Regions from separate parts of the Homo sapiens genome. Here region 2 is linked to region 1. A link is a loop called in an ENCODE intact Hi-C map of the cell type or tissue named here. Cell type or tissue: Caco-2. All regions are shown on one strand. Each heading gives the region's core, and the rest is flanking DNA. Links, peaks and the distances in the headings are about the cores only. Region 1 overlaps SYCP1 (synaptonemal complex protein 1). Region 2 overlaps TSHB (thyroid stimulating hormone subunit beta).

Region 1 (12,454 bases), core at 2,728-10,727:
ATTCTTTTAGAGGAATCTTCTGTTTAAGAAGTTTATCTTTTGACTTTATGTCTAGTATGTTCTGTTTATTGGCAAGGATAACTAATTCTTTATGGTTGTGGTTGTGCTTCCTTTCTCCAATCGAGAGAGACCAAAATATAAACTTAAGTGGTTTTTTCCTGCTGATCACTCATTATGCATTTTCTAGGCATCTTTTTCCTGGATTGCCTATTTATGTCCTCAAATCTCTTCTTACAAAATTCAGGTATATTAGTGACCTTTACTTTCATTATTATATGTTTTCATTTTCTTTCACCAATACTATACAAGTAGTAATAGGGTGAGGAGCCACAGTGAGTAGGGTGAAATGAGCACATTTGTATATTGTGGCTCTCTTACTGAGCCTCACTAGTATTACCGATTATAGCATGAGATTGTATGTTTTTGTTGTTGAATGTATTTTTGCCAGTTTTTAACTACTTTTGTTTCTTTCCTCTCTTCCTGTCTTGCTTTTTTGTTGTTGTTGTTAGTTTAGGAGAAGGAAGATTTTGTAAGCTGGCTTTACCATCTTTACCAAGAAGTTTGATTTACTGTATTATTTCAATTATGTGTACTTCAAATTTCTTATATATTTTTTCTGTTTGATCAGTCATGAGCTAAAAGGAGTTAAGGGTTCTATTACTATTATCTTTCTCTTCCTTTTGAATTCTCTACTAATTTTGCATTGCATATTTTGATGAATACTATTTGTTGTATAAAAGTTTATACTAATTCATTGTTTTTTTTGGAAATAGTATACTTTATTTTTGTATTTTTGCCCCAAAGTCAGCTTTATCTGGTATTCATATTGTGACCCTCACTTTCTTCTTGTATTTGTCTCCTGTGTTTTTGTCTACTTTTTATTAACCTTGATTGAATCTGTAATCCAAGAGTCTTTTTTTGACTAATAGGCTAGTTTTCCTGATTGTATTTGTTGATATGATATGTATCAGTTTTGATTTATTCTTGTGTTTCTGTAATAAACTCTATTTGGTTATGATGTATTTTTAAAATGTGATGTTAGATAATGCTGGCCAATATTTTATTTAGCACTTTTATGTTGATATGCATAAGTTGAATGGTTTGTACTTTAACTTTGTTATTGTGATAAAAACATATAACATTAAGTGCACCATCTTAACACTTTTTAAATGTACAGTTCAGCAGTGTTAAGTATATTCATCCTGTTGTGCAACAGATCTCTAGTAGTTTTCCATCTTGTAAAACTAAAAGTCTATACCCATTCAACACGAATTCCCTTTTCCTCTTCCTCCCAGTCCTTGGCAACCACCTTTGCACATCCTGTTTCTGATTTTGAATACTTTATATGAGTGGAATCATACAGTATTTGTGCTTATGTGACTGGCTTATTTCACTTAGCATAATGTCCTCGAGGTTTATCTATGTTGTAGTATGTAACAGGATGCCCTTTTTAAAGGCTGCATAATATTCTATTATATGTGTATACCATCTTTTCCTTATTATTTTTCTTTTGATGGACATTTGAGTTGCTTCTACCTCTTGCTATTGTGAATAATGCTGTAATGAATGTGAGTGTGCAACTATCTCTTTAAAATCTTGCTTTGAATTCTTTTGGATATATTTCCAGAAGTGGGATTCTTAGATCATATGGCAACTGTATCATTAATTTTCTGAGAACCTCTATATTGGCTGTAGTGACTGTACCATTTGACATTCCCACACAGCAGTGCATAAGGATTCTAATTTCTCCACATCCACATCAGCATTTGTTATTTCCTATTCATTTGATAGTGGCCATCCTAATGTGTGTAGGCAATATCTCATGTGGCTGTGATTTGCATTTCTCATATGATTAGCAATGGTGACTATTTTTAATATGCCTGTTGGACATTGTATATCTTCTTTGGTGGTTTGATTATTCAAGTCTTTTGCCCATTTTTGAATTGGGTTAATAATAATTTTAATCCAATTTTTGTGTTGTTGAGTTGTAGGAGTTGTTTATGATTCTGGATATTAACTCTTCATTGATTATATATCTTAATAATGTTTTTGTCATCTTATTTTTCACTACATATTCACTACATATTTTCTTTCTTATTCTCTAAAGTAAGTGTGTGTGTGTGTGTGTGTGTGTGTCTTACTTTGGTTGATTTGGAAGGTATATGTAGTCTTTTAAATTAGTTTATTGATTACCTTTATATTTTAAAATAATGTATCTAATACTGTCTCCTGTTTCATATTGCCCTACATATACAATTTTAGTATTTATTATTTTACATTGTCAAGATTGATAAAAATGTATATTCTATTATTTCACTATGATTCCTGTATCTCTTTAACTTGAGCTTTATATTTACATAGATTCAGCTCATCTTTTATATGCAACTTTTTTCCAAGTTCTCAGTCAATATGACAATCCCCACTTTACCTATAAGCCCATTGGTATAGGAAACTGTTACTAGATGACTGTCTTAACTTCTAATTAAAATAGATTGGCTTTTTGGGATTATGATAAATCATTTTTCCTATATCTTTCATTAATTTGATGGGGCCTTAATCTCTGCCTAGCAATGTGAAATTTGTTTACTATCTTGATATGGAGAGAGAGATTCAAAGTTGGTCCTTTCAACTTTAAAATCTCTTACTCTGTGACTCTGTGGTCAGAACAAACATGGGGATTATTCCTTTTATTGAGTTTGTTCAAACTATATTCTTAGAATCTAAAAAAATGAGCACAAGATAGGTTTATGGTTCCATGGGCTCACCATGAAGTAGACTCTGATAAAATTCTAATTATTGCTTGATGCTGATATGCTTGCACTCTGACCAGTGAAAAAATAGTGGCATTATAGATTCCCAATAATTAATGTTAGTTGATGTGCAATTACCCATGTCTTAATATTTTAATCCTTGGTGCACAAGATAGTAGGAAGGATGCAGTATGTATTTGTGATATTATTTCAGAACTTTTCCACTAGAGTACCAGGCTTCCTTTTTATTCAAAAGGCTATAGGCTGATACGTTTATTTAGATCCAAAATTTGGTTACAAGGTTGTCATTCTCTACTCTGGTGATCAAGTCAACTCTCTGTTTGCCAGGCCGTATTATAGGAATATCTTACTTATTCAGATTAAATAGGAACCTTAGTGGTCTGGCCATCTCTTTGGTTTAAGGGAACTGATGATTATTTAGCTACCACTAAAGATACGCATTCTTGTATGAGCTGTTTCATACCTTGGAAACATATATTATATTAGAAGAGACTTTACCAAGATCTCCAGACGAGGAAAAGTCAGAATTGCAGAGACAGTGCAGTTGTAGGCGATGGTTTCTCCCGTCTGTCCTCTAGAAGCCAAGATACATATTCTGAGAGTCATTACGATATTGCTGGTTTAGAAAATGTGCTTTGTCCTAAAAGACAGCATTCCAGCCCCTTAGAGTAGACTCCAATTGTCACTATAACTGAAGATCAACCATTGGTAGGTTATAGGATACATAATAAGAACAGTAAATACTATTGCATCAGTTTACAGCCAGCTTCTTTCATAGTGAAGTGAGTTCTGTGATTAGGAGCAATGCTATGGGAGAGATAACATGGTGTATGCAAGGTATTCAGTGAGGATAGATACTGGCATAGACATCATGGGCGAGTTTTACTGCCTAAAATTCTGCACACTTGGAGATTTTTACTTTCTAAGACCTCTAATACTCCCTGGAGTTGTAAAAATTTTGTGCTTCAGATGGTTGTCATATTACAGGCACCCTACATATTCATTTATGTAGGCCAGGCTTTTCTTTTATCTTACTGAATAAATTCTATCTAATGATATTAGCATATCACTCTTTCCATTCTGACCACAGCTCTCCTTTCCATTTTTATCTTGACTATACACATACCCAAAGTCTAACTGAACTGCACCTTTTCTCAACATGCATAGAAAAATCTAATTCTGCCTGTAAAGGCTCACAATATTTTAGATCTTTTTGCAACTTTTCACAGCTTAGTTACTTGTGCGTATCTCTCATTCTGTAATTTGTTCCATTAGCTTTATTTTACAAATAAGAAAGCTGAGATTCAGAGTTTTAAGAGACTTATTCAAAAGTCCACAGATATACACTAGAGACTGATTAGAATAAAGGAAGAGATAATCAAAACCAAATAATACCTCTGTAGAAAGGAACTAACTTTTCTTTTTTTTCTTTTTATTACTTTATAAGATTGAGAGGTTCGTCATCTTTCTTTGTTAATACTTACTAGGAAAGATTTTGATAATATTCATTTGTGATCATTGTGATGTTTATGTTACTTGTACTTGATATTTATTTTTAATAGGAAAAACTCAAAAGAGAGGCAAAAGAAAACACAGCTACTCTTAAAGAAAAAAAAGACAAGGTAAGAGCATATAATTCTCATAGTTTTAAAATACCAATTCATTTTCTAACTTCTACTTAGAAATGATTTTTTGTTTATAAGTAGGAAAATAACATTTTACATATATCATACAATTTCATTTTCTAAATTGTTTCTTGCTATTTATTAATTCAAAAGCATTTTAGCTAAAAATTTCAAAATTTTGTCATTTGGAGATTTGGAGAAGGTTTCAGTCTAATGCAGAAACAAAAAAGAAGAAAAAAAGAAGGTTTCAGTCTTTCTCTACAATTCTTATTATAGTTTTAATTTAATTAGGTACCTCTGTGTTTCTCTCTTAAGAATTTTTTAATGTTAGAGGCAAAATATTTTCATAAACAATTCTAAAGTTTATTTAGATTATGTCTAATTTTGGGTTTTGAGGGGGCTTAATAAATGACATCCTGTTTTCCTCACTTATATTCTGAACCAATTGAGAAAGACAAGGGAGAATAAAAATAATATTTTTATTATTGAAGACTTTATTAAAAAGTATCAATATTTTAAATACTGGAGAATGCAGTTTATATTTGAAGGCAATAGGATCTCTTAATCTTGAAATCCCAAATTAGACAAATTTATCTTCTGCCACAAGTAGAGCTTGACTAGCATAGGTCTACCCACTTGATCATCTGCTCTTGTAAAACTTAGGGTATAAAGGAGAAGAGCAGAATTTATGTGTAATTCTAATAGTTCTCAAGGGGAGTAATAAGGAAGAGGCTGAGCTGTATGTGTCCAGCTTCTCCTTTTCTTTAAATTCACCAATCACATTAAGTAATTTTTTCTCCCCTAAGGAATCAGGAAGAGGTTTGGAATGTTACCCTAGTGGTACTCCCTACATATGGAAGGAAACATCAGTCATAGAGAAGAAGAATACCCCTCAGCTTCTAACCTATTTGATAATATAGGATCATTGCAGAAGAATTTTGATTTAGCAAATTTTTGGTTAAAATGATTAAGAATTTTCTTTACATATAGTGATATAATCTCCTAAGTTCCCACAGAGGTTGCTCTGATTATAGTTAAACTGGAAGGAAATGACACTCAGAGTAGTTTGAGAACAGTTCATTATATTTTATTACACTTGAGTTAAAAGAGAATAAAGGAAAGATGCACTGAACCTGTGAGTGAATACTGAGTGCTTTGTATGTTCCAGACACTGTGCTAGACACTTGAAAACATTATATCTGAAGAAATTATAATCATAATAAAATTATGCAGAATGGTTAGATATAGACTTAAGGAAGTATCTAATGAATATAAGCAAATTGGTTAATCTCCAATATTCTTTTTTAAATTTAGAATGTCTTCATATTATGAAAGTATGTATCACATATTCTTATAGAGATATTTTGATTCATGTACAATTCTATATGTTTCCATTATCAAGTAGATTAGCAAATGCCATATATTTTATCTGAGAGTCTAGATATATATGTTGGAAAATGAACCATATATATGTTGGAAAATGAGAAAAATGATGAATGAAGAAATTTAACTAGGCTTTTTTTTTTTTTGCTGTGCTTTATTCCAACACTACTGAAACATAAGGCTTGTTAAATTTACCAAACGTTTCTGAGTTTGGACAAGTTACTTAACTTCTTCGTGTTTCAATTTTCTCATCTATAAAGGGATAATAATAATACCTATTTCCTAAAGTTGTTATGAGGATTAAATGAGATGGTATTTGTAAAACATTTAAAATAGTGCTTGGGACATAGCACATGCCTTATAAATGTTTGTTTGAAAAATACAACAGAGAAAATTGTGAATTTTCTGGAAAGGGATAGTTCAGTATTGTCACATGAGAATTTTCTTTAGGCTACCAGCGAAATGTCAAATTCCAGATATGGCCACAAGGTGGTGCAGTGACCTTAAATTGTCATTCTCCTACCTGTAGGGAGGAACAATTTGTCCATTAAAGCAGTTACATTTTGGCGGTTCCAAAGTTTACCCCTGATGAATCCAGAGAGCAGTAAAAAAATTGCTCTCATCAAAATTTTGTCATCAACTATGATGTATAAATATGTAGGGAAAAGGATACAGAAATGCAATTCTGAAAAAATTCATACTTGCTAGAAAAAGGATTATGAAATGACAGATCACTAGAATTACGCAGGAAAGATATAAGCCATCTCATTTAGCCTCTTGATTTATAGATGAATAAATTTAAGCTTGGAGATACTTGAAGATTTACTTAAATAATCCGGAAAGATAGGAAAGATCTAGGAGAAAAGACCATATGATGTACCTGGCTCCTAGTTCAATGATTTTTTTATAGTACATGTAGTTGCCTCTTTATCCTATACTCTAATTTAAACGCACTGAAAGTTCAGCCACCATGCTTTCAAATTTTGTCCTTGTATTCCCTTTTTGTGTGTGTGTGCTCTAGAGAATTCAGAGAAAGGAGAGATGTTCTCAGAAGAACATGGTCCTGTAAAGGAGGGCTCTACAATGAAAGGCAGTAGGAGAACTGAAAGAACACGATTCTAGAAAAAGGGGAATTTGAGTTTCACAGCTAACTAGCTGTGGAATTGAGTAAATTAACATGCCTCAATTTCCTTACAATTTCCTTATGAATAATTGCCACGATTGTATTCGTGGAGATGGTGGTGACCAAAGAAACTGTAAAATAGAAAGTGATGAGCATGAGTTTCATGTAGAATCCCACTAAAGCAACTATTACTAGCTTTTACTAGAAAGTTAGGTCAGGTGCTAAAAGAAGCTGTATACAAAGGTAGAGTGAAAGAGAACTGAGGAAACTGAGTTGAAAAAATGTCAAGTATTTAGAGTAAACTTGCAATTTATTTATTTAGAATTGAAGCAAATAGCCATTTTCTCAGTTTTTTTCCCTGAAAATTTTTCTCATTCTTTACTTTCATAATTATTCTCCTTGCTTTTGGAGGCAAGTTAGGCTGGTGGATAGGAAAAGGCTGATATTTTTATAGGTGAAAAAGAAGAAGTATCAATGTATGAAAGAGAACGAATGAAAGTTAGAATAGATTTCCTTCTGACTTTTAGGCTATTGTAATGAACCATAGATTAGGGCTTTTTGCCACCAGGAGTAAAGATTTTTTTTTATTTTTTAAAGAGAATCCTCAACTTTTGGTCAGAGAGTTGAGATATCTTATTTGTTTTCATTTTTAAAAATTTAACTTTTATTTTAAGTTCAGGGGTACATGTACAGATTTATTATATAGGTAAACTTCTGTCATGGGGGTTTGTTGTACAGATTATTTTGTCACCCAGGTATTAAACCTATACCCGTTAGTTATTTTTCCTGATCCTCTTCCTCCTCCCATCCTGCATGCTCCCATAGGCCCCAGTGTGTTTTGTTGTCTCCCTCTATGTGTCCATGTGTTCTCATGATTTAGCTCCCACTTATAAATGAGTCCATGTGGTATTTGGCTTTCTGTTCCTGCATTAGTTTGCTAAGAATAACGACCTCCAGGATATCTTATTTGTTTTCATAGAGGCTCTGTGAAGACAGGCAGGGGCAGATAACATTTGCATCTTAAATGGACAAGTAAAGTGACAAAGAAGATAACTGTAACTTATTCAAACTTATCTAGTCAGTGATAAATTTAGGGATAAATTTGCTTATTTTGTTGTGAATTCTACTAGTTGCTGCACTTTAATTAAAGAAATAAATAATTAATGTGACATTTAGTGATGGTTTTATTCATTCTTGTTGTTCAATGCAGAAAACACAAACATTTTTATTGGAAACACCTGAAATTTATTGGAAATTGGATTCTAAAGCAGTTCCTTCACAAACTGTATCTCGAAATTTCACATCAGTTGATCATGGCATATCCAAAGATAAAAGAGACTATCTGTGGACATCTGCCAAAAATACTTTATCTACACCATTGCCAAAGGTTTGTGTCTAAATTTTCCATGTTAGTAGTAATTTTTTAAATAAATAAATAAAGTTCTGTTATCACCATATATCTGGCATCACGCACACATATATAACTAGTTTCTTGAAAGTTTCAATTTTTTTTGTGGTATCAGCATGAAATGTAAAGACAAGGTCTTGCTGTGTTGCCTAGGATGGTCTTGAACTCCTGGCCTTAACTCATCCTCCTGTCTTGGCCTCCCAAAGTATTGGGATTATAGGTGTAAGCCACTGTGCCTGGCCTTCAACATGAAATTGTTTCATTTTTTTCGATCACTGTCCACAACTTAATGTCATCTTGGGCAGATTTCATAACTTAATAGTTATTTATCAGTGTTTAAGGCCCTGACACAGGAAATCTGATTCTGACTTGACATTTTATAGCATCACCACAGTTACTACTTCCCTTTGCTGTTTACCCCAATCATCTTGCATCTGTAGTCCTTGGCAGTCATCTTGGAGCAGATGCCTCTAGCAAAGTGGCTCAGTTCTGACTGTCTTTCATATAGCCACTTAATCCATGGGGAATTCATACAACTTTTCCATGCTAAATGGCAGTGCAGATGCTTTACTTTTGATCTCTCTTACCTCTCTCTCGTTTCCTTTTCCTCTCCTCAGCTAGATACAAAGACAAACAAATTTGCTGCCTACATTCATATCTAACTAGGGAATGAGATGCCAGTCTTTCTTTCTTGGAAGCACTCCTAATATTCTTTATAAAGATGCTCTTGGAGTTCCTGCCTCACTTGTCTTGGGAGTTGAAAAGGATCTCAATTGTCTCCATCCCACTAAGTTTAAATGTTACGCCTTTTCCTTCTCAGTTTCCCAGTTGTGTTTGATGGTGTCTGCAAGGTGTCTGCAAGTCTCTGAGACTTTGTTTTTCTTCATTTTTTTTCTATTCCATATCAGTTGAATTATATTCAGGCTCATGGATTCTTCTTCTGCTTGCCCAAATCTGCTATTGAGCCCTTCTAGTAAATTTTTCATTTCAGCTATTGTATTTTTTAATTCCAGAATTTCTATTTGGTTCTTTTGATAATTTATTTCTTTTTATTGATATTCCATTTAGTGAGATGTTGTTTTCATGCTTTTCTTCATTTCTTTGACATAATTTTCTTTAGCTCTTTGAACATATTTAAAATAGCTGACTTTAAATCTTTGTCTAGTTAAGTCCAATGTCAAGGCTTCCTCAGGGAGAGTTTCTGTTGTTTGTTCTTTTACTTTTCTATTTGGGCCATACTTTCTTCTTTCTTTGCATGTCTCATATTTTTTGTTTAAACTGGCCATTTAAAAATATAACAACTCTGGAAATCAGATTCTCTCCTATTCCCATGATTTGTTGTTGCTACTTGTTGTAGTTATTGTTTGTTTTGTGACTTTTCTAGACTAATTCTGTAAAGTTTGTATTTTTTGTTGTGAGTGCCACTAAAGGTTCTCCTTGATTAGCTTAGTTTTTAGCTAATGTTTGGACACAAATTTCTTCAAATGCCTAGAATGAATAAATTTCCCAATCTTTGTCAAAGGTCTCTATTATATGTGTATAAGGGCATGCTTTCAACACTTAGCCAGGTAGTTGACAACTCTGCCTTAGCTTTCCATTCCTGCTTGTAGAGAATCTCAAGATTAGCCAGTGGTGAAAACTTAGGGCCTTTTCAGGACCTTCCTGAGCCTATAGATAGCCCTACACATATGCGTGGCCTTCTATATTTCCAGGAATATATCAAGGCTTTTCAAAGCTTCCCCATGGATATTTCATTTCCTAGCTTTTCTTTCAAGGTTTTTGGTTAGTCTTTTGTTTGTCCCAACTATTCATCACTGCTTCACGTTGCTGCAAAGTTAAAACGTTTGTTGTTTTTGACAAATTCTGCCCCCTACTTCACACACACACCAAGGAGAAGGCATTTTTTCACTAGTGAGCCCTCAGGTTGAATGTAATCAGCTATCAGCCTTGTAAGTGGGATCTTGCAGAGACTCACCAGACAAATCAAATACTGACAATTCTTTGGGAATAAAGCTTTGAAAGAGCTTCAGTTCTGTTCTGTTCTGTTCTGTCTGGTGGTTGCCAGGCTGCCCCAGGAACGTGGGCTGTTATTCTTTAAGGATAACATAGAGCTAGAGCAGGGGATGGGACTGGGGAAGTTAAGACACCACGAAGTTTGGGTTTCCTAAAGAGGTTTAGCCATTTTATTTTATTTTTTTAAAGAATAAGCACTCTCCAGGTGGCTGCAAGCCTTTGGTTAATTTCCAGAGTTCTGAAAAAAACTGATTCCGACAAGTTTTTACCAATATTTTTATGGCTTTTATGGAGGAGTGAATTTTTAGAGCTCATTACTCTGCCATTTGTACTGATGTCTCTGACCTTAACTTTTTAAATTACATTTAATTTAATTTTTGTTTTTGCTCTGTTGCCTGGGCTGGGCTGCAGTGGCATGATCATGGCCCACTGCTACCTTGAACTCCTGGCTCAAGCAATTCTCCTGCTTCAGCCTCCTGAGTAGCTGAGGCTATAGGGATGGGCCACCATACCTGGCTATGTTTTTTTAATTAAAAAAAATTTTAGAGTTGGGGTCTTGCTATGTTGCTCAGTCTAGTTTTGAACTGGCCTCAAGCAATCCTCCTGCCTTGGTCTTCCAAAGTGCTGGGATTACAGGCATAAGCCACTGTACTTGGCTTTTGACCTTACTTTTTAAAGATACTTTTACAAATTATAAAAATTACAAGATAGTATAGAATGTGAAACATTGACTAATGTGAATTACTTTACCAATATAAAAATAAGCAAGCATATTTTCTCACAATGTAATAAGGTGTTTTGTAGAGAGAGCAAAGCTCACTCAGTTATTTTTTTCGATCATGATTAGAAATATTAAGGCCCCTAAGATTGTTGATTGCTGAATCTGGAGTGTGTCTGTCTCTCTGTTTCACTCTTTCTCTTTCTTATTTTCTTCAGCAAGTTAAAGGAAAGGCAGAGAAAGTCTACCATTGTAAATTTTTGAAGAAAGACAACTTATAGTATCAAAAACATTTGAATTAAATTCTTATCCAAAATTTTTGCCTCATATACTTGCCAATAATAATGGAGGTTTCTGATTGCTAAGGACTCAAATTGCCTTAAAATTATTTGTGAAACCCTTTATTAATAATGCATATTTTATTTGATATGATAATGTATGGTTTTTTATTTTTGGATAGGCATATACAGTGAAGACACCAACAAAACCAAAACTACAGCAAAGAGAAAACTTGAATATACCCATTGAAGAAAGTAAAAAAAAGAGAAAAATGGCCTTTGAATTTGATATTAATTCAGATAGTTCAGAAACTACTGATCTTTTGGTAAAAATTTTACAAATAATATTTAGTATTTATTTATATTACTTATTTGTATACTATTTTCCTTGATATACATGTATAATATATTTACATAGTACCTACCATTGCAATACTGATATACAGTGGAGCTCTGCTAAAATGCAGATCCTTGTGCTTTTGCAGCATTTCAGAAAAATTAGGGTTCAAATAATTTCCCTGTAAATTTCAGAAAACCTGGCACTTTGAAAATACTTGATATAGCACAATGGGCATACGATATGATTAATCATTGTCTTGTTTTCTAGAAGAATGTCATAAAGGAGTTCTTACTATATTTTTAAAAAGAGAGATGGAGTGAATATTTTACTGTGCCAAATCTGTTATTTAGGCGTCCCCTCTATTTTGCATATTATACATGCTCCTTTTACATCACTGGTTGATATTTATATCAAGGTATTGGTTGACAACTATAACATTTCCATCACTCTAAAGAAGTTAATGTATTAAGGACAGCATGTTTAAGCAGGCTATTTCCTCTAGCACTTTGTATCACTAATTACTCCCATTCACATATACCACTGTTTTCTGAAGGCATAATAATGGTTTATTGAGAATAATGAAGCTTAGATTCATTTAATTTTTTTAAAAAGGTGAACCATACCAGAGTAAATGGAGCAATGCACCAAAAATTCTTAATGACAAAATCCCAGTTAAATTCATTTGTTTTATTATTCCCACTTATAACTAGAAGATCCTTCAAGCTTTTCTACTACTTTGGGACCTTCTATTTTCATTTTTTTCTGGAATAATGAGTAGTTGAAGTCTTAAAACCC
Region 2 (12,454 bases), core at 3,047-11,046, 57 kb after region 1:
CAGGCTGTAATATCTTAAATTACTGCTCCAAATTGTTTAGTAGTAGATGGAGGTGAGAGAACTACCTACATAAGGATAAGGAAAAAATTCATTGACTTAAAGAAAGAGAAACAACTGATTAGTTCCCTAATGAAGGATATTTGATATTCATGGCTTTCTTCTGTTTTCATTTTGATTTAAATATTGTTGTCCATTTAATGATGTGTGTATTAAATCCTCTCAATTACTGTACTAATGGCCATCTTTTATGAAAATGTACTTCCGGGAATGTTAGAGCAAATTCATTTTTGAGTACCTGCTGGGGTAATGTACTCTGTATTATAAGTTCTTTTTAGTTATTTAATAGCTAAACCTCCTTTGATAGTGTTCAACACACACACAGCTGCTGTATAGTACATTTTGCTTTCTAGAAAAATATACTGCTTTAGTGAAGTTCCAGGATTATTCATAGGATGGGCAATTAGTTCTTTTCATAGTAAGGGATTTGGAGAGTAAAAATTAATGAAGGAAATTAGCAGAGCAGAGAGGAAAGTGTTTATTAAGAATGAAGCATTGGGAGCAAAAATAAGAGAAAAAAAGAGAGGAAAGAGGCAAAGGAAAGAACATATCTTGGAATAAGAAAATACGTTCAAAGTAGGGACATATATGTCCATGCATCTGAAGAAGGCATCTCATTATTTAGGCCCTGCCTGAAACCATGCCTTCTATGTTTAGGTACCCAACAAATTATTCATGGTGATTTCAGAATAAGCAATTAAGTGGCAAAGATGAGAACCCAGATGACAATGAGGAAGAAATTGTGGCATATCACAGAGGAAGGGATTAACTAACGCGGATTTGTACAGTGTTATACAGCTATGTGATCTTTCTTATATAGAGAGCCAAGTGTTTCACATGTATTGTTTTATTCTTTTTATGATTTTAGGAAGGGACATATGGAAAAATGAAGGCACAAAGATATTAAATTGCTCAGTTGCACACAATTACAATTAAATCCTTAAGTAGAATTTAGATCACTAACTCTTAATCAATCAATCAGATCTGACACTAATTTATCATATAGAATTACAGACTATTTGTGCTGCGAAGATTTTCATGATCATCTTCTGGCTCTAAGCCCTGCTTTTATAGGTGAGAAAGTTGAGGCCCAGAAAGATTCTGTGGGTGAAGTTTTACTATTCGCAATAAAGAAGTAAAGGAAAAGAAAAGTTCTTGCTTTCTTTATGCCCACAAAGTTGTACAGATACTGTGGCTGGTAATTCAGCACTTCCATTTTCTACTTTTGTTAGTTTAGAGTTCTACATTTATAGGAGAAACTTCAAAAAAATATAGAGTATCCATAGTTAGTATGACAATAGGAAAACCAAAACAAATTTTCATCCTACATTTTAAAAAGGGTCAGGTGTACTTGTCACTTTCTATTTTGCAGATGGGGAAATAACACTCAAACAGATTATATATTTTAGTCAAGTTCTCATAGATTTATGGAAGAATTCTGTTTCTTAATTTTTAGACCAATATTTTCATCACCAGGTCACCACATTGATTTTATACAGAATTATAGAGCTAAAAGTTAAAATATGTGAAGTTAGTTGTTTCCTATAGAAAAAACTCAGTAGCTGGCTGTCTAAACAAGCAAGAACTATAATGGCCATGATGGGTAAGCATTTTACATAATTTACCAGTTAGTAATTTTAAGATCCTACAGAGGATCATCAAGTTCTGTATCTCTAAAATACTGGAAGCAACTCTGTACCATAGAGGGAGCTCACATTTGAGAAGCGCTTGAGAAAGCCAGATTCCATGAGTAAGGAATTTGTATGTTTTTGCTCCTTAACTCAAATACCAAACAAACCTTCCGTGGAATGTTTGAATATGCAACATTTCATTTAAAAGAATTTGTGAGAAAAACCCCTGTTATTTTAACCTTTAAAAGTTAAGTCTTCCTAAAATGGGTTAGTTTACTTTCTTGTGTAATAAGAAGTATAGTAAACATAAATCTTTGATAATTGTAGGTCTTAAAGTCTTAATTTGGACTCTTTCAGAGCACTAGAACAATCTGCGTTTTTATTATTTGTGTTCATATTAGCTCCTCCACTGGACAGTCAGCCCTTTAGGTAAAGGACCGTAGCTTTTCCGTTTGTGTTTGTCAGTGCCTGGTTCAGATGCTCAATATATGTTTATCTAATTTATCTACAATTCTCATTCTAGGAATAGAAGGTTGATTGAAATGACCACTGATCTCTGGAATTTGACATTTAAAATAAATCCCTGGTAACCTGTGTAATGTGGTTTTCATGGTTTCTTATAAGTTGATTGAAAAAAAAATCCTGGTTAACCAAGGCCGAACCTATGAGGTTTCAGTTTACAGAGGTTTTAGTGTATATAGCTTAAAGATGCTGTTGGGATATAACTGACAGATTTGGGGAAATCTTGGTACTTCTGATTATTGAACAAAATATTTAGTAAATTATATTTTATTTAATAGAACAAGCAAACAAGTTTATGTTCATAGACCACAATACTACTCCATTAAGGTATATATTTTCTTTACTGACAATGATACTTGAGAAGGAAAAAAATCCAAACACATCTAGCTAGCTGTACAATATTTGTAAGATTAAAAAAATTCTTCTTAATCTTCAAGGTGATCAACTTACATTCAAAAGTCTGAAATTTAATTACCCTTCCTCAGTAGTAGACCTAAAATAATTATGTCATAACATTATCCAGAGGGATAATGATATCAATATCAATATCATATCAATATCATATTGATATGATATATCCAATATGATATCATATCCAATATAACTATATCCAATCAATACATATTGATAATGATATCCAATTGATATTGAACAAGTTCTTCATCACGCAGGCTCTATTGAGATGCATGTTCTGTTTCTGCCTGAGGCACTGTGGATCCTCTATTTTCTTCCATGCATCCAAAAATTATTTAATATTCCTGGCTAACCCATAATGGAGCTGTCATCCTTGATTGTATTCTTCTAATTGTGTCAACCTTTTTTTTTTTTTTGCCTGTTAATCTTTTTGAGAACAAATTACATACCTGTTCTGTGTAAAATAATCTTTAATTTGTCCCAGCTGTACATATTTCCACCTTAAAGGGATATCCTAAGGGTTTGGAAGTGGGATCAGGGGGTTCCTAGATTTCTGAGTTAGCCCCTTAACACCAGTTGTAATTTCAGTTGACCTTTTTTGGACTTTATCTTTCTGGTGTCTTCCTTGACCAAATGGTAGAATTATAAGCATGATCATATGCATTGGGATGGTACTGAAGTTTGGTTATACTTTTTCTTGGTTTCTTTGCCCTTTCTGATTTTAACAAATAGGTTCTTTAATTTTATCTTTGATTTAGCATGACTGCTCTCTTTCTGATGTCCATGCTTTTTGGCCTTACATGTGGGCAAGCGATGTCTTTTTGTATTCCAACTGAGTATACAATGCACATCGAAAGGAGAGAGTGTGCTTATTGCCTAACCATCAACACCACCATCTGTGCTGGATATTGTATGACACGGGTATGTAGTTCATGTCACTTCTTTTGGCTGTAAATTATATAAGCCCTGAAGAAGTCCATTCCTATATAGAAAGGAAATGAAATAAATCACAACCTCATTTCCCAAATCTAATGGTTATTGGCTCCTTAGAAGCAGAGTACACAGGTTACAATATTATGTGAATCTACTCAGCACAATGGATACGCATAATTTTATAACAGTTTTGTGTCCCAGCTTTACTTAAACCTTATCTTGTTCCCATGATCAACGATGAAAGAGAGGAGGGTCTCACTTTTGTCTCTGTAGAATTCAACGTGGTTAAGTTGGTATTGGAGAATGGGGCTAAGCAATTCTTTCCCAGTTGTATTTGTGATGAAGGAATATAAGTGAATTTATTTTTATGTTTCTATTATCTATATGTTTCCTAAAGTCCTGTCACATTATGCTCTCTTTTCTGTTCTTTCCCCAGGATATCAATGGCAAACTGTTTCTTCCCAAATATGCTCTGTCCCAGGATGTTTGCACATATAGAGACTTCATCTACAGGACTGTAGAAATACCAGGATGCCCACTCCATGTTGCTCCCTATTTTTCCTATCCTGTTGCTTTAAGCTGTAAGTGTGGCAAGTGCAATACTGACTATAGTGACTGCATACATGAAGCCATCAAGACAAACTACTGTACCAAACCTCAGAAGTCTTATCTGGTAGGATTTTCTGTCTAATAGTGATATAATTTGCAATTTGGTTAAATGTGCTTGCCTGAAATAAAGCTAATAAAAATATTATGTTTCACATTATCTTCTGTTCATTTTGAGTACTATTTAATCCATACCCATACCTACACAGGCGTTAGAGAGCTTAAGTGGTTTTAGAAGAAAAGGTGAATGAATGGACCTTTTGGGCTCAGTTGAAGGTTGGTTTTCACGTGAAAGAGCAGAGTGGTGGTAAAATGGAGAACAGGGATATGAAATGCCAAAAAGCTCACCTTGAACAGTCTCTCCTAACAGAGGGCCAGGAGGTTTCTATGATATAGAAAGTGAATGTGGGATGACTACAGAGTTATGAAGAGAGAGTAATGTGATCAAAAGCTGAAGGAACACATGGTGTCAGGATACTGGAGACATCTACTTCCAAAGGCTAGAAGCAGGGCTGGCATGGAGGTGGGGAGTAAGGAGCATGTGGAATCTACAGTGGAGTGCTTTATTCCTGGTCATTCAAATGCACTGGATAAAACTCCACCCAAACTCAGAAGAGTCTAGGAACTATTTTCTTTAATTAATTACTCTGGTGCACCAAGTGACCTATGAAAGTTATACCCCAAAAAGTCAGTTTACAAAGCCTAGAAAAGAGGCCACGATCATTTTACATGTGGAAGTCTAAATCCTTTGTAGGCCTTCAAGTAATAGGAGATGCTTTTCAGCATTTATACCAAAAGTAACTGGTGCTGTTTTGACTTTTAATGTAATGAAAAACTGGTATGACAATAAAAGGTTTTAGGGATGGGGGAGAGTGCAAAGGGATTTGAGAGAGTGGAATTATTCTAAATTCTAATCTAAACCTTCATCAATATTGAAACACTGTTTTCTGGTAAATGTGCTTGGTAAGCAGCTGTTTATTTTTATTCTCCTTCCTTAGACACTCTTTCATGAGAATTTGGTTTCAACAGATGATTGACGTGAGACAGACCCAGTGCCCTGTAGACTTGATCTCAAAAAGTTGATATATCCTCTCTTTGTCCATTCCTTTTCATTCACACTGCCCCACCAAGGTGAAAAACAGTTGTCAGCAGGGCCAGTTGCCTTTGCTGTATTCTATAGCCACCAGTTAAATTCAGCTAGGCATACTGTAAATGTCTGTATGCTGATTGATAGTGCATGGGGTGGGCTGAGGAGGGTGGTGGTGGTAGTGGTGGGGTCCTGTAGATGGATTAGTACAACAGGGAGGGAATAGATGTGTATTTACATACAAAAGTCAGAACTCACATTATTTTACTTTAATATCTGAAATTGGTATTTGTGTGGTCTCCACATATTAATCTAGGGTTTTGTGTTCTCATATCAGCTGATAACATGGACATTTAAAGCTGCATACCACTTAAACTGTATGTCAAATACAGATCTTTAATAAATAAAAAGTCTAATGTTCAAATCTAACAGGGACTAGTCACAAATGCCTTCATGGATTCTGAAAAAGTTTTCTCAAGGATTTGAACTGTCTGAGTCTAAGTGCAATAAAAATTCTTTTATAAAGTTAACTTCCACTCTACTGTTCACTGTTGGGTTCTTCCCTACTTGCTTATCTCTCCTGGTTAATCCCCACTTATAAGACAACTCTATCTCACTTTCTCTACTTCTGCTACCCTCCTTCTACCTGCCGTTTCTGCCTGCTTAGCATCCATGTCTCTTCTTCTGGTAGCTGCACCTTGATTTCCCTCTGGGGTTCTCTTCACCTACAGTTTGAGTTCAAGTGGTTTCAGTGGGGATGATGAGGGTGGGTATGCTACTAGGCTCAACCAAACCTGGACTATTAGAAAGAGAAGTGGTTGGCCTGTTGGAGTTCCTAAACTGATAAAATGTGAGCCTGGAGTTGCTGCTGGCCATCTTTGGCATCCCTTGGAAACAGCTAGCTGTCCAACCCAGTGGAGAGCAAGAGAGACTGAGGAGAGAGAGGCCTATTGATATCATTTGAGCCTAATCTGAAGCTGGCTTCACCCCTTAAAAGAAACCATAACTTCCCTTTTCTGCCCAGTTAGAGTTAGGTTTCTGACACTTGCAACTGAGAAGTTCTGATAGATTCAGCTCTTTCCCACTAGTTTCAGAAGATGCTCCTAATTCCATTCCTCATCTCCCCTAGGACTTCATTGTTTGCTGTCGTATTTTCTCTTGCTTCCTTTTTCTTGATTCCTTCTTTTCAGTATGAAGCATCCTTAAATCTCTTTCCATCATAAAAAAAGCAAAAGCAAAAAAACAACCCTCTCTTGATCCTCTGCAACCATCTAGTTATTTGCCCCCTCTCTCCTTGAGTTCTTATTTCGAGTTTTGTGTGTGTGTGTGTGTGAAAGAGCCCACTACACTAACCAACTACTTCCTCACTTCTCGTTCTCTTCACAATCATTACAATTTGGCTTCCACTATTGTCCCCTCTTGAAATTGTTTTCAGTAAGGTCAACAATGACTTGCTAATGGGCCAATATACAGGACAACTGTTAGTCCCAATCTGCCCTGACCTCCCTTCTTCCCTAGAGGGCCCAGTGGTCCTCACATATCTGGATTCACAATGCAATACATCTTATTGTAGCAGCCTTGCCAATGCACCACAATGTTTTAGTTTTGTTGTTTTTAAGTAGGACTCAGAGTTCTTTGTCTTACCACCAAGAAAATTAAGGAGCATGAACACTAGGGTGAGGATGAAGCGAAAGTTTAATAAGTGAAAGGAGAAAGCTCTCCTTTCGAGCAGGAAACTGAAAGAGGGTTGCTATTCTACAGTGGAATACAAGGGCTTTTATAAACAGGCTAGTAGGGCAAGATATTTCATTTACATAAGGTGTAAAAAAATGGTTAGGACTAGGTGTTTCATTTGCATAAGACACAAATTCCTGACAGCTCCTCCCTGTCTTTTTAGTGTGCATGTGGACTCTTAGCCTAAGTTACTCTATATTACTTAGTTTCCCTTACTGTGCATGTGTAAGGGGGCGGAATTCTCCATTGTGGATGTGCCGGGTTCTGTGTTACTGCTCTTGGGCATGTTTCAAGCAAGCCCTCTCCTCCCTCCCCTGTGCAAACTCCCTTATCTCAGTATGTTCAAAAAAGGAAAGGAATGTGCTCACTGAAGCCTACTGTGTATAAGTGACCCTTGCTAATTACACAGAAGGTATCTTCATGGTGGACCTTGCCTCCTTATCTATGCTTGCAGTCTGATCTTTCAGGCTGTTCCTTTTTTAGACAAAAGGAATCCTACAGAGGACTTATCCTAGCTATCTGCCTAACTGGTTCCTTTCTTTCTTTTTCCTCATTATGGCATTTATAACCAGTCTTAAACAAGATGAAATCCACATTTTCTCCTTTTTTCATGTTTTCTTTCTACCCTCCTTCTCCAAGATGACTCAAAATCTATGCCATGGTCTTTAGCAGGCAACAGTAATGTAGGTCTGGACTGTATTTTTGCTTGGTGATTTTGCTTGATTCTGTAGCGATGAAGATTCTAAACTTTGTGAAAGGAGGGCCAGTGTGGTGATAACTTTATGTGTCATATTGACACTTTGGACATTGTTAAATGTACAGCATATGAGAAACTTGGGTTTGTATTAATTCAGCCTTGGATATCCTAAGGATTTATACTCATTAAAGACAGTTTTGATGGCAGTTGTTAAAGAAACACAGGCAGCTAAGAAAGACTCTCCAAGTTTAGGATAAGAAATAGGTGGGGAGCAAAGAATTACTGCGGGATTTTAACTTACTAAAGTAAGTTTAAAACTTTCTTGCTGGGGATTTAATCATAAGAGGTGGCTTATCTTGTTCAAATATGGGCATGACCATGCTTATATTGATTCCTACAGTTTTAGTTCAGACTTATTTTCCTGAGCTTCAGGGCCATATATCTAGTGCTTGTTTATATTTCCTCTTGGGTATCCTATAATCATCTCCACCCCATGTCATCATCACAATCTGCTTTTCCTCCTGTGTACCACTATCTTCCACCTGCCAAGTCGGAAACCTGGGAATTACTCCAGATTCCTCTTTTTCTTTCATCTCTCACATCCAATTTCTCTTAAGTCTGTCTACTTCTTAGTAGGCTTTCCAGTACATTAGCTACAAATCTTCCTGACTCTGGTGTTTGCCATCCAGTAATTCTTCATATTAAGACTAAGTGATTTTTAAAAGGTTCAAGTCTAATTTTGTAACTCACCATGTAAAATTTTCCCCATGGCCTCAGGACAAAGATAGCACTCAAGTATACTTTAATAGGGCTATTTATCTCCTTAGCACTTGACTCATTTTCTTTGAATGTTTCCATGCCTTTAATGTTTCAGGCTCTTCTTGCATGCTGTTCCCCAGCAATCCCCTCATCTTCTTCTACTACTTTTGACTTGGCTAATTAGTATGGGTTCTTTAGGACTCAGTTTAGAGACTCCAACATAAACGAAGCCTCTCTCCTGACCACTCTCCCCAAAGGTGAGCGGGCCTATTCTGTGTTAATGAGTATCATAACACTTATCTATAGTAATATGCTTGCTTGTTTTTTTCCATAATAAGCTGCTTGACAGCAGAGACTTGTCTTGCCCATCTTAGCATATCAATATTCTTATAGTTTTTCCAAATGTACAAAATAGTAACCCCCAAAGTAAAAAACCAATCCAATATTAGTGTGGGTTTCATCTTATAAGGTAGAGTAGGCCCAGAGAAAAGCATAAGGACTCTAGCTATGGCTACTGATCTCAAGTCTTTGAATTAAAATAGAATTGGGAAAGATATCAAAAGCTATTCATTAATTCTACAAATAAATGTGTTCAAATGGATAATTGGTATCACAATGAAATATGTTCAGTTATGCATCATTTCTAGAAAGCTGTTTGACTTGTAATTAGCAAAAAGTTCTCCTTGGCTCACACCTGTAATCCCATCACTTTGGGAGTCCAAGGTGTTCAGATCACCTGAGGTCAGGAGTTCGAGGACCAGCATGGCCAACATAGTGAAACCCCATCTCTACTAAAAATACAAAAATTAGCCAGGTGTGGTGGCGCATGCCTGTAATCCCAGCTACTAGGGAGGCTGAGGCAAGAGAATCACTCGAACCCAGGAGGTGGAGGTTGCAGTGAGCCGAGATCATGCCACTACACTCCAGCCTGAGCAACAGAGTGAGACTCCATCATCTAAAAAAAAAAAAAAAAAGCAAAAAACCAAAAAACCAAAACCTCTCCTCATCAGAGTATTAACATAATTACAACAGATAATATTCATTACTTGCCAGGTATGCTAGGCATTTTATATTGGTAATTTCTTTTAATTTTTTTCCATTTAATATAAGAACATCATAAATTATACAGACAACGCTGCCTCCTGCCACAAACAACTACCAAAGCTTTGAAAGGATTTCTGATACATTAGCTAAAAACTTTATGAAATCAGCATAGATTATGCTTTGCAACATTCAGGACATGTTACTCCTGTTCTTCCTGGTTCCCCTATCCCCAGGAGATAAACTATATGAACAGTGGATTTCTGGAATGTATTTAGCCTTTGCTGTTATAATGAGGATATTTTTAAAAATCATTTTGCATTGGTGAAGTCTTTTTACCTTTCAAAAGAAACTTACATATAATACCTTACAGGTACATGTTATAGTAAAAAACGAAGGATCATGCTGAAAAAAAGTAGAAACCTTTTGTCCCTCTTAAAATCTAACTTAACATAAATTTGATTTGGATGAGCCCGAACTAAGATAATGCAGTTAATCTACTAGCTTTGAAGGCCCATGAGTGTTCTCTCCCAGGGGTGGCGAAAATGATGTTGTTGAAATTGAGGAGCTGGTGGTCAAAGAGGATGTCAAAGGGGCCATGAACCAGGAAAGCAGGGGTGTGGTGCACCTACTAAAGTTCCAGTGGCTTTCCCAGTGGCTGTGGAAACTCCATTTTACCCATGACAGAAGGGTACCTCTTCCTTTTCATCTTTGATAAACCTGTTTCAGAAGGGAAAACATGCTATCTCCTTCATTGCCATCTTCCCACCAGCCTCATTCTCACTCAGCCAAATCTATAAACACCGCTCACAGGGTAAGGAGAACAATTATAGTTGCTGACTGCATGGGGAACCACACTGGACCCTGCGTCAGTGTGCAATTTTATAGCTTGAACCATGGATAATAAAGGAGCAATTCTGCGGAAAAGAGGTATAATTTACATAAAAAATATGAATTAAAATACAACTATAGTTGATCCTCAGTATCTGTGGGTTCTGTATCTGTGGATTTAACCGACTACAGATTAAAACAATTTGGACCAAAAAAAAAAAAAATGGTTGCATCTGTACTGAACACGTATAAAATTTTTCTTGCCATTATTCCCTAAGCAATACAGCATAACAAGTATTTATACAGCATGTCCTTTGAATTAAGTAAACAAGTAATCTAGAAATGATTTAAAGTATACAGGAGGAGCTAGGAAGTGGGGCAAGATGCTGGAATAGAACCCTGCAGTGATAGGGCCCCCTACCTGCAGGAACATCAAATTGAACAACTATCTACAAAATAAAGCCCTTTCAAAAGAACTAAGAAATCAGGTGAGAGATCACAGCACTTGGTTTTAATAAAATAACAAGGAAAGATGCATTAAAGAGGGTAGGAAGGACGGTATTGCATTGCCTACACCACCCCATTCCCAACCCCAGGCAGTGCAGCACAGAGAGAGAATCTGCGTGCTTAGTGGAGGGAAAGCAAAATATGAGGGATTTTGCATTGGAACTCAGAGCTGTTCTGACACAGAACACAACACCAGGCAGAATTTCTCTGATGCTCAAGAAGGGAGCACTTCAACCAGTCCCGGGGCAGAGGGGAATCTTTTGCAGCAGGAGGAGGAACACAAGTCACAGCCGGCTTCACTACAGGCTGAGTAAAGTGGTCTGGGGTTCCAAATAAATTCAAGTGGCAGTCAGGCCATAATGACTTCCATCTTTGGGCAAACCCTGGTGTTGCATTGGTCTTGGAGGCAGTGGGATTGGGATGTGACCTGGTGCAACACCAGCTGCAGCAGCCACGAGAGTGCTGGTGTCACCTCATCCCAACTCCAGGCAGTGCAGCAAGAAGGGAGACTCCTTCTGCTTGGGGGAACAAGATGTTACTCTTTGTCTCGCGACTGGGTACCAGCCCAGCCACAGTAAAACAAAGCACCTAGCAGAATCTTGAAGCCCCTATTTCTAGGCCACTGCTCCTGGACCACACTTCTATACCCACTCCAGACCAGGAGGGAATCCACTGCCCTGGCAGGGCAGACCCAATTCTTGGCTGGCTTTACTACCTGCTGACAAAAGTGTCCTTGGGCCTTGAATAAACATCAGTGCAGTCAGACAATAGCAGCCATGGGCCTTGAGTGTCCTAGTCCTATGCTGGTTTGGGAGGTCATGGGTATCAGATGCAACTCAGCGCACTGCCAGCTGCAATGGCCAGAGTGCTTGAGTCACCCCTCCCACAACACCAAGTGGCCAACCCCAGAGAGGGACTCCTGCTTGGGGGAAAGAGAGGGAAGAGAGTGAGGGACTTTTCCTGGGTATCCAGGGACTTCCCTTATTTTTTCCAAGTCCATCAGGGATGGGTATCCAGGAATCTGTAAGGAATCTTAGTGTACCTGGGCTTTGGACACCCTCTAGTGCTGAAATAGCTGTAATGACACAGGCTTACTGAACTCAAGACTCAGCTGCCTTTGAATTCTTAGAAGGCCTTCTGAAAAAGGATGAGGATAAACAAGGCCAGACTATGAAGACTGGAATAAATACCCAACTCTTCAATGCCAAGACATCAATGAGCATCCAAAAGCATCCAGCACAAAACTTCAGGAAAATATGACCTCACCAAACAGACTAAATAAGGGGTCAATGGCCAACATTGGAGTGGTGGAAATATGTGATATCTCAGATAGGAAATTCAAAATAGATGTTTTGAGGAAGCTCAATGAACTTTAAGAAAACAGACAGAAAAAATTCAGAAATTTATTAAAGACATTTAACAAAGACATTGAAATAATAATAATAAAAAAGAAATAGAAATCCTGTAGCTGAAAAGTACAACTGATTAACTGAAAAATGCATAATCACAGTGTCTCAACAGCAGAACTGATCAAGCAGAAGAAAGAATGAGTGATTTCAAAGACAGGCTATTTGAAAACACAAAGTCAGAGGAGAAAAAAGAAAAAAGATTGAAGTACATTACGAGATCTGGAAG

Evidence for each region. Hi-C counts contacts between places; a loop is a spot of excess contacts. Peaks named below come from ENCODE experiments on the same cell type or tissue, not always from the same donor. Only the 100,000 strongest peaks of a DNase experiment are listed, where the experiment ranks them.
Region 2: it touches region 1 in a loop (6-fold over the local background); 17 of 110 quality-filtered maps call a loop at or near these places.

What each region holds. Positions count from the first base shown.
Region 1 is chr1:114,973,224-114,985,677 of GRCh38, forward strand. It overlaps SYCP1 (synaptonemal complex protein 1), which reads left to right. Exons shown (of 32, transcript NM_003176.4): 28 at 4,334-4,393; 29 at 8,113-8,289; 30 at 11,502-11,645. Among named protein-coding and RNA genes, the nearest start is that of TSHB, 50 kb to the right of the region's middle. In Caco-2, for the core only: a CTCF peak has its summit at 6,286 (motif pointing right); a DNase peak (open chromatin) is centred at 6,288.
Region 2 is chr1:115,029,980-115,042,433 of GRCh38, forward strand. TSHB (thyroid stimulating hormone subunit beta) reads left to right here. Exons shown (of 3, transcript NM_000549.5): 2 at 3,383-3,545; 3 at 3,994-4,323. The coding sequence starts at 3,384. The coding sequence ends at 4,248. Among named protein-coding and RNA genes, the nearest start is that of TSHB, 6.4 kb to the left of the region's middle. RefSeq lists an enhancer at 7,249-7,543. In Caco-2, for the core only: no CTCF peak of the experiment used is centred there; a DNase peak (open chromatin) is centred at 7,322.